Linked DNA regions of Homo sapiens: region 1 is linked to region 2. The links are chromatin loops, found by intact Hi-C in ENCODE. Cell type or tissue: thyroid gland. All regions are shown on one strand. Each heading gives the region's core, and the rest is flanking DNA. Links, peaks and the distances in the headings are about the cores only. Region 1 has its middle 60 kb from the start of LINC02946. Region 2 has its middle 9.8 kb from the start of NCK2.

What was found. A loop is a pair of places that touch in the nucleus more often than their neighbours do. Peaks named below come from ENCODE experiments on the same cell type or tissue, not always from the same donor. Only the 100,000 strongest peaks of a DNase experiment are listed, where the experiment ranks them.
Region 1: a loop joins it to region 2, with 2.0 times the contacts of the local background. A loop is called at or near these places in 3 of 110 quality-filtered maps.

What each region holds. Positions count from the first base shown.
Region 1 is chr2:105,668,130-105,673,510 of GRCh38, forward strand. No RefSeq gene overlaps it. Among named protein-coding and RNA genes, the nearest start is that of LINC02946, 60 kb to the left of the region's middle. In thyroid gland, for the core only: no CTCF peak of the experiment used is centred there; a DNase peak (open chromatin) is centred at 3,272.
Region 2 is chr2:105,732,444-105,737,824 of GRCh38, forward strand. No RefSeq gene overlaps it. Among named protein-coding and RNA genes, the nearest start is that of NCK2, 9.8 kb to the right of the region's middle. In thyroid gland, for the core only: no CTCF peak of the experiment used is centred there; no DNase peak of the experiment used is centred there.

The DNA of each region.
Region 1 (5,381 bases), core at 210-5,209, 64 kb before region 2:
GCACCTTCACTGCTATAGCTCATCACTCCTGGCCTGGGTGCTATCCCACACTGGTATCCATTACCCCCATGGTCCTGGGTCCATAGCAAAAGTACCCCTCAACTCTCCCATTGCCCCCAGTAGAGGAAAGAGGCTGCCCTAGGAAACTTCTGCCCAGGTAGAACCTTAGCAGTTGCCATATTAGATATGAGATTTCACTCTGACACTTGCAGCCTTCAAGGACACACCCTGGGGAAACCAGATAATCCTTCAGACTTCCCTGAAGTTTTCATTGCATTGCATCCTCCCAGTGTTGGTGCCTCAGGACGGGCAAGGATAGGTGCTCTCACTGTGTACGACCTGAGCACATCACCTCAATCCTATGACTCATGGCAACTCTCATTTTCTTTGCAGAGAGAAAATCACTATTGCCCCATCCACATTCTTCTCTGTTCCATGTATTTGGCCATAAGCCTCATGGTTTCAGCTATGAAAACAAAGACCACCCAAATGAGAACAAGCAAAGGCTGTTTGTTCAGAGCTTGCTAGAGCAAGGGAGCCGGCCACCATCACTTGTGTTGGCAGAAACTCAGAGGCAGGCAGAGGAGTGGGAAAGCTTCATGTGAAAGGAAGAAGGCTCCAGGTGTGCCCTGATTGGAGACTGTTGGTCTGGAGGAGCTGAAAGGTCCCAACTAGAAATGAGACCTCCTATGTGATTGACTGGGGAGTCATATTTGGCTTTCTCCTGTGGATCCTAAGTTGGAAGTGGGGTGAAAATTAGGGCAGCTGTCAGTTATGAATCAAGTCTTGTCTGTGTGAGCTGATTGTTACGGGTTTATGGTTGGCCTTCCTGGATTGTTGCTAGAGACAGTGGTCTGACTTCCTACAAACATGACTTACAGGAAGCAGGGTAGATTCCTGGGCTGGTTACTGTAGATATTAGGTTGGCTTCTTTGGACGCAGGTGGTGGGTCAAGTTCTATATATATATATATATATATATATATATATATTTTTTTTTTTTTTTTTTTTTTTTTTTTTGAGACAGAGTCTCTCTCTGTCGCCCATGCTGGAGTGCAGTGGTGTGATCTCGGCTCACTGCAAGCTCCGCCTCCCAGGTTCACACCATTCTCCTGCCTCAGCCTCCCAAGTAGCTGGGACTACAGGCTCCTGCCAGCATGCCCAGCTAATGTTTTGTATTTTTAGTAGAGATGGGCTTTCACTCTGTTAGCCAGGATGGTCTCGATCTCCTGACCTTGTGATCTGCCCTCCTCAGCCTCCCAAAGTGCTGGGATTACAGGCGTGAGACACTGCGCCTGGCCTCAAGTTCTTTTTTATATGGTCTGACCATTGACTGTTTGTATGCTCAGCCTTTTATATCCTTTAGCTGTTTCTATCCATAGGCTTATCTCTCAGAACAAAGCCTGACTCAGGCAAAATGTATCTGTTTTTACTGCAAAATCTTCTTATCAGCATCAGTCACAACCCACTCTAAGACACAGAACCAACCCTGGATATTTCAAACCCAGGGAATTGATCATGGGGGTGTTGGAGGACCAAAAGGGAACCAGAGGATGCTACCAACAACCTCAGAAGCAGCTCCTGCTCTAGGACTGATGTAACATGGGAGAAGAATGATGTTACCAGGAGCAAGAATGAGGGCTCCGGTTGGGGAAGCTCCAGGCAGCTGGTGCGCAGGGCTCTCTGGAAGGCACATGACCCAGAAAGTGTGAGAAGACAGCAAAGCTTGTCTTGGTAGCTCAGAGGGGTCCCAGTAAGGTTGGGGCTGGCAGTGCTGAGAGAAGCCCAAGGCTGGGGCCATTGTCTGCTGCTCCTGGGCAAAGCTGGCATCAGAAATAGAGTGGAAATTCCTTCTCTCTCCTCCCACCTGCTTACCTCCCATTGACAGAAACCAACTGGAAGACCTCTGAAAGGAGGGTCTGGGGAACATATAGGCTGCTGTGTTCCAGGGCAGAGGATAGGCTTGGAGCTCAGGGGTGCTTGGTAAAGGAGCCAGTGCCGTAGCTGAGAGGCAGCTTATCCTGGAGCTGCTGTGACCATCTCCATGAGGATATGTGGAAAGAGAGAGGATAAGCATCCTCCATGTCACAAGAAATGATCCTGCCACTGTAACTTGTAGGAGCTGGCTACACACACATAGATTTCCATATACATAGGATCTGATGAGAAGGATTTGCATATCATGCTAAGAGTGCTTCCCTATGGATAGCAGAGAAGAAAGGCCAGGGGAAGTAACGCAGTTAACATCATTGTGCCGTGCTTGGTTTTTTCACAATAAATATATTAACATTACAACTTTTAAAAACCTCAACAATGTCCCTAGCAATGCACATCGAGGCTCTCTCTGACTCATGCTGGCAGCTCACGGTCACAGGGTGCCATGGAAGGTGTGTGGCAGCAGCCCCGGGTGCTGTAGTTTGGAGCCAGCATCAGCCAATAGTCCCTGGCTCTCGGCCCAGCTATGCATGCACCTCCATGCTGAGAAGAAGTGAGACCTCGGTGCCTCCATGCTGAGAAGGAGTGAGACCTTGGGGGATGTTCTGTTCTACATGACGTGCCCATGTGTAGAAACTTCCAGAACATCTGCAGGAGCTGTGCATCCGCTGATGTTCAGAGAGTTTGTTTAAAGAAAAAGATATGTGCTTGAAAGGAAATGTTGTGGGGAATATGATTTTTCTGATTTCTATTTTCCTTATTTGCCAGCTTTTCCTATTCCTGCCACCTCTCTCTGTCCATCAGAGCCTCCCAGGGTAATCTCTTATTTTATGTCCCTGAATGAACTCACAGTCCATAGAATATACCACTGGAACGTGCTTCTCAGACTTTCCTGTGCCGTGAGCACCCTCTCCACTCCCCACCAGGAGCTTGTTTATAAATGAAGATTCCCGGGCCTCCCCTATGGAGATCTCATAAAGGACGAGTAAGTGGGGCTCAGAAATCTGCCTTGTAGACTCTCTAGGTAATTGTAAGTCCACATTTGAAAAAACAGCTTCAGAGAGGAAAAAAGTCTAATTCAGGAGTCATCACACCCTGTTCTGACACACGGCCAACACGATTATAGCAGGGATGCCAACTGTGTTGGCTTTATTTCTGTGGGCTATTTGTTATTTTAAAAATAAAGAGTACTTAATGTATTTTGGCCCTAAACTTGTGGCTTGGTGAACAGATTTGAGCTAAGTGAAGAAATTGCCGAGCTGGCTGATGGAGGCTTGTGTTCCCTGGGTCCCATCCGCCTTCCCAGGCTGTGCTTCATCAGCTCCGTGAGTCATGTGGGGCAGCGGTTCAAGAAGTGGTGGCTGTGACGAGAGACTTCATGCAAGAAGGCCTTTCCAAAGTGTCATCCAGCAAAGGTGAGTGTGCTCCCCTGCCGTCTGCATTTCACATGTTGCTTTCCCCCTTGCTGACACTCATAAGAGTTTGTCTTTTAAATCACAGCTTTTTATCTTGCAGTTAATTTTCTCCTTTCATCCTATGCTGAAGTTGTATCCCTGGAGTGGCATCACTGAATTATGGCTGCTTTCATCCCAGCTATCCATGGCGGTGGATGCACTGCACTGTAATTTTCCTTGAAGGCTATGTGGAGGTCCAATGAACCCATCCCCACGGGCACATGGGGGAGTATTGTTCTGCACTGTTTGAGCGCCCACAGCATATGAGGCAGCAAGGAGGCCCTGGAGAACCACATTCACTCTTTTTTTTTTTTGAGATGGAGTCTTGCTGTGTCGCTCAGGCTGGAGTGCAGTGGTGCAATCTTGGCTCACTGCAAGCTCCGCCTCCCAGATTCACGCCATTCTCCTGCCTCAGCCTCCTGAGTAGCTGGGACTACAGGAGCCCGCCACCACGCCCGGCTAATTTTTTGTATTTTTAGTAAAGACGGGGTTTCACCGTGTTAGCCAGGATGGTCTCGATCTCCTGACCTCGTGATCCGCACGCCTCGGCCTCCCAAAGTGCTGGGATTACAGGCGTGAGCCACCGCACCCGGCCCATGTTCACTCTTGAAGAAGACTCCAGTCAGAGTAACCCTGGTGAAGAGAAGCCAGGGTTTCAGGAAAGAAGGAACGTGTTGCTTAAGACTCATCTTGTCTGGTTTTGGTTTCCAGCCTGATCAAGCGCTGCGGGGGAAGCCCTAAGCGGAGCCTTTCATGGTAACTTGTTCATGGAAGAGACTCTGCAGGATTGGTCAGGGAATATTCCAAAGCACCAGCTACACACCCAGCTCAGTGGGAAACCTTCACATGAGTGACCCAGGAGTCTTAGGCATAGTCTTTCTCTTACAGATATAGACTGTGTATAAAACCAACCTGCCCATACATGAACGTAGTAATATGAAGCATCACATCACAATACGGTTTAAAGTGCCAGGGGAAAGCAGAATGGAAAAAGTCCCTATGAGCTACAAAGGGAATGCTTTGTGGAAATGGAGGGAATTCAAGACAGCAAAGAGTAGATGTGACCAATAGAAGGAAGAAGCATAAGACAGGGGTTTGGTAATAAAGATGGTGATTTCAGCTTGAGCCACAGTAGTCTAACATGCTGGGCAAATGCCCCACCGCCGACGTAAAATTGCTTCCTCCCATTGAGACCACTGAGTTACACATATAAAAACTCCACAAATGGCAGCTTGAACAGGTAAGGGGTTTCTTTTTTCACAAAGCAAAGACTTCAGAAATCAGAAGTCCAGGGCTCTGTTGGAGACTGTCTCCTTGCTTGCTTCAGCAGCCTGTTCTCATAGTCACAGGATGGCTGCTGGACCTCTGACATCACCCCCGCAGAGCTGGTGGAATGAGAGGGACATCAAAGACAAAAGGCACGTGGTAGCCAAGTCTGTCCATGCTTTTTTTTTTTTTTTTTTTGAGATGGAGTCTCGCTCTGTCACCTAGGCTAGAGTACAGTGGCAGGATCTCAGCTCACTGCAACCTCTGCCTCCCAGGTTCAAGCGATTATCTTGCCTAAGCCTCCTGAGTAGCTGGGATTATAGGTGTGCACCACCACACCTGGCTAATTTTTGTATTTTTAGTAGAGACGGGGTTTCACCATGTTGGCCAGGCTGGTCTCAAACTCCTGACCTCATGATCCACCCACCTTGGCCTCTCAAAGTGCTGGGATTACAGGCGTAAGCCACTGCGCCCGGCAAGTCTGTCCATTCTTAATGGTAAGAAAACATGGCTTTCCCTGAAGCCCCACCCTGTGGTTTCCTACATCATCAGATCTACGTGGCCCTGATTGCTGGCTGCAGTGAAGCTGGGGAAGGGAGTGTTCTCACTGGGCTGCTCTGAACAAACACAGAGCTCTGTTAGCAAAGAAGGAGAAATCGGCATTGGATGCCCAACTGGTAGCGTCAGACACAGCCGCCATCCACTTTCCGCTTCACTTTCACCAAGC
Region 2 (5,381 bases), core at 118-5,117:
CCTTCCACCTCCCAACTTTACTCTGGGGTGGTGTAATGCAAGGCTGTGGGTTATCTGCCTTGGGATGCTCGGTGGCATTTTCTGCTGTGAAGAACCCCTGCTTCGTCAAACCAGGGGTGTGTGTGTGTGTGTGTGTGTGTGCATGCGTGTGTGTATTCTTTATAACAACTTTAGACACATGCTGTCTTAATTTGGGTTCCAACCCTGAAATAAGGATTTGGGTATAAGTAATTCAGTTGGCCGGTGTTATGGACAAATTGTGCCCCCTTTCCCATTCAGATGTTGGAGCCCTGACCCTCAATGTGAGTGTATTTGGAGATAGAGCCTTTAAATAGGTAAACAAAGTTACATGAAGTCATAAAGGTGAGGGCCCCTAATATAATAGGACTGATGTCATTACAAGGTGAAGACACCAGGGATGTGCATGCACAGAAGAAAGACTATGTGAGGACATGGCAAGAAGTTGACCATCTGCAAGCCAAGGATAGAGGTCTGTGGAAACCAGACCTACGGGCACCTTGATCTTAGACTTTCAGCCTTCAAAACTGTGAGACGATAAATGTCTGTCATTTAACCCCTTGATCTGTAGGTCTTTTTTCTGGCAGCCTAAGCAGGCTAATACAGTAGTTGTCCCAAGAGGCACAGGGAGTGCACAAGATGTGAGATGGGGAAGGAAGGAAGGTCACCAGTGGGTCCCAGCTTTGGACAGCTGGGGCAGTCTCACTGGGGAGTTTCCGGGAGACTGTATGGAACACACCACAGCATTGTCCCTCCAAGAGGAGAGAATGCTGGGCACTTATGAACAGATGCACATTGGGGTGTTCAGGAACGGTTGCTCCCTGGCACTGCTGCCCTGCCCCTACCTAAGGGCCAAGCACACGCCTATAGCCAGAGAAAGCCCCCAGCGAGAGCAACCCAGGGCTTGAGAGAGGAAGGCATCGGTGTATAAGGAAGTGGGAGCCCTGTCCAACAAAGCTGCTGGTGACCCCTAGGGAGGATGTCAGGCAGGCACTGACAGCACCTGCTACATACTTAATCTGCATTAAACAGTCATATCTACTTTTAAATTATGTTGGTGTTTATCAAATTAGTACAGGTTTTAGACTAATTTCTTCAACAGCAACACATTTCCCCCCTCCCTGCTTATACTGACTGGATAGGAGAAATAATTTATTGAAGTGAGACCTGCTTGTTTTCACTTTACCTTGGAACCAATCTTTGAATAACATAGAAATCTAGAGGTTTTGAGGTCTAAGGCAAACCACACTAGGAATGTGTGTATATTATTGAAATCAGGCTTAACCCATTTATGCCTAGTGCTTCATTATTGGAAAGCTAAGCTTGTGGGCATTATTTATATCCTGTTGTTCAAGGTCATTGCCAAAGTCTGATTTTTTACAAAAAAAATTGCAACCCCAGGCATAAATGGGTTAAATGATATTCAAGGTTAGCTTGGAAGAGAAGTTACAAAAGGTGGGCACAGCTATAGGTGAGACCTGATAGATTAAGACGGGGTTGAGGTGGGGTCTGAGGGCCTGGTGGGGTTGAGGGTCTGGGCAGTACCATTGGGCTGCAGACACGGGGGCTCCAACAGGCTGCTGACTTCCTGAATGACTCACTGTTAGCATCAGCAGCACGCGACCCTCAGACATGGTATGAATATCTCAATCAACCCCAAGGCAGCACCCCACAAAAGTTAGAGAAACCGCCCCCTACCTTGCACCCATTCAGTACTCCTTTCTTCAGTAATTCAGAGCAGTTTCAGAAGGTTAGCCTGCAAACTTGATAGCCACAGGGACTGTTTTCCTTGGTTCAGAAAGATGTAATTTCTCTTAACATCCAAATGGATGCCCAAATTGTTTCTGGACCAATCCCCCAGTGAGAACAACTAGGAAAAAAAAAAAACAGGAAAAAGTAGGAAAACTTTTGTCTGAAGACATGGCTATGGAGTCAGTGAGAAAATTTTGGGGCCAGTGTCTGGGAGGGAATATCCTTATAATTCTAGCTTTTCATCCTTGCATGTTTCACCCTGCCCAGGCTCTCCCGTTCCTCTCTTGGCATCACTCCTCAAACGAACTACTCACATACAAGCCTTTGTCTTGGGTTTTAATACCCAGAAATCAGGACATCTGAGGATTTGAGTCCCATCTGATTGGGACTCAAGGCAAAGCAAGGGTGCCAGGTCCCTCATGAGCTTAGAGCAGGCTCTGTTTCTTCTGATGCATCTTCTGGATTAAGCAGAACTATAGAATACACATTCCTCTCTTTTGACCCCAGTATGTAGCCAGCGACTTCGTCCTGTCCAGTGTTACCTCATCTGGGCCACACACATCCCTCTCTTTCTGCTCATTTCTAGTGTGACCGCCATGGGCAGGGTTCCTCAATCCCATCCAGCCCAACGCTGTGACCTTCACAGCTTCTGTCTGTCTCCACATTTCTTGCACACCCCCACCTGACAATCTTCGCAAATACATCATCAGCATTTCATGTTTTTATTGATAAATGTGACACACCTGCAGAAAACCACAGGAAGCAAATATATGGCCAAATGAACCATTGTAAAGCAAACACTCTTATGACCACAACCCCCTCCAAATCTCCATCTCTTCCCCATCAAGAGTTATCTCTTTCCTTTCTGTTTTGCATGCATCCTTAATCACTGTGGCTCATTTTCTTTTGGTTATTAAAATGTATTTTAGGTCTCTTAACCTACAGGTTCAATGTCCACCTTTGTTTAGTTTTCTTAGCAACATTGGTGGAAGAAGCCAGATCTTTTGTCCTTCAGAATACCACAGTCTGGATTTTGCTGATTGCATTCCCAGTATAGTTGGACGTGTTCTCTGTCCCCTGTGTTTCCTGTAATTTTGTGGTTGGATCCAAAATATCTTCTTAATGCCTCACTTCCTTGTTCAAGAAACCACCAGCCTCCCTAAACTCCTCTTGCCTCTTAGGTGGTGTATTAGTTTGTTTTCACACTGCTATACAGGACTACCTGAGACTGGGTAATTTATAAAGAAAAGAGGTTTAATTGACTTACAGTTCCACTTGGCTGGAGAGGCTGCAGGAAACTTACAATCATGGCAGAAGGCAAAGCAGAAGCAAGGCACATCTTGCATGGCAGCAGGAGAGAGAGGGAAACTGCCGCACACTTTTAAATCATCAGATCTCGTGAGAACTCACTATCATGAGAACAGCATGGGGAGAACCACCCCCATGATCCAATCACCTCCCACCAGGTCCCTCCCCCAACACACGGGAATTACAATTAGAGATGAGATTTGGGTGGGGACACAGAACCAAACCATATCAGCTGGGGTGTGTGACGCATAAATGGAGGTGGGCAAAATAAATGCCCCACCTCCTCTAACCCACAATGGTCATCTGGGCCAGGGCCTCCAGAAAGCACTCACAGGAGGATTGACGTGTCCTCATTCTCTTGTATACAGCAGGCTTATTTCCTCCTCAAATTCTCTCTTCCAGTGGTTCCAGAGGCCAGAAGCTCTCCCTTTCCTTCTCATCTTCTCAGTGGCATCCTGGTTCTGCCCATGCCCTCCATAAAGGATTTAAAGTCTGTCCATGAATAATGCTCCAGAATCATGACCCCTCAAAGATGCCCCTGCCCACAACCCCGGAGCCTGTGAATGTTCCCTTCCATGGCAATGGGACTTTGTAGAGGCTACAAACTTTGAGATGGAGAGACAGCCCTGGATTGTCCAGATGCCATCACAAGTCCTAAAGGGAGGGTGACTTTCCGGGCTGCAGTGAGAGAGACTCAGAAATGGAAGCAGGATCAGAAAAGACGCATCGCTGCTAGCTTTGAAGGTGGAGGAAAAGGCCGTCGCAGAAGGAGTGTGTGTGACCTCCAGAGGCTGGAAAAGGCAAGGAAATGAATGGTCCCCTAGAGCATCCCAAAGGTAACACAGCCCCACTGCCACCTTGATTTTAGCCCAGAGAGACCTGGGTTGAATTTCTGACTCACAGAACTGAAGGATCATAACTGTGATGTTTAAGGCCCCAACTTTGTGGTGGCTTGCTACGACAGTCATAGGAAACAATACCCCATCCAGTGTGGCTCTGAGTGCTGGCCTTCAGGAGGGGTCACTTCTCCAGAGTCCCTGCAGGTAAAGGTGTCAGTCCTCTCTAACACCTCCCTATGCCCTGAGGCCCCTGGCCCAATGCAGACATGGGAAGTGTCTGATAAAACTAGAGTAAAATGGGTGAAATCAGTAACTGTTAAGAATTCTCAACATGAAAGTGATTTAATAGGATATTAAAATAAGTGCAATTTATTGATCATGGTTGCACTTCTCAGATACTTTGTAAATCAATATTAGATATTTGTAGGAGACATCATGAGAAAGAAATCACAGCCATTTGTTTGCTTTGTGACCTTAGACAGGTTTTTTAAAGCTTTTCAACCTCAGTTTCCTTATCTATAAAATGGGGACCTTCATGCCTCCCTCACTGGGGTTGTCAGGATTAGATAGTGTGCTTGGCCAGTGGTAAGAATGCAACAGATGATAGCTATTAACAACTATTGTGTTAATAATAAAAACTTACAATGATATGTAGCTAAACCCATTTGCATTTTAAAAATGTTATTTGTAAATAGTATATTTTTATCCCACGCCTTTCCTTCAAGAATCATCATTAACTGCCAACTTTGTATGAGGTGTCAGTGAGATACTCTGGGGAAGTCAAAGAAATAATTTTGGTGGTTCATGCCTATAATATAATCCTAGCACTTTGGGAGGCCGAGGCGGGCAGATCACTTGAGGTCAGGAGTTTGAGACCACCCTGGCCAACATGGTGAAACCCCATCTCTACCAAAAATACAAAAATTAGCCGGGCATGGTGGCATGTGCCTGTAGTCCCAGCTACTCAGGAGGCTGAGGCAGGAGAATCACTTGAACCCAGGAGGTGGAGTTTGCAGTGAGCCGAGATCATGCCATTGCACTCCAACCTGGGCAACAGAGTGAAACTCCATCTCCAAGAAAAAAATAATAATAATAATAATTTTGTCCTGAATCAGTTTATGATCTTAAAATATCATATGGACATAAATTACTAGAAAACAAGGCATTTTTGGCTATACGCCCCGGCAGAGTTTCGGAGAATGAGAGGAACTCCAAGGAAAGAGAGCTTATAGCATCATGGATGGGAGGGAAGGCAATGCAGACCACAGACAGGAAGCTACACGGGATTATTCCTCAATGCAGCCTACTCTCCGCTGGATTTGCATTGAATTCACAGGAGAAAGCCATCCAGTGCACTGCAGAGTGAAAAAGAGATTATGTTACAGTGTCTCTAAAACATATCTTCCTATTAACCTATTTGTTCTTTAGTGAAGACTGTGATTTTAAAAAAAGCAACATCCCACT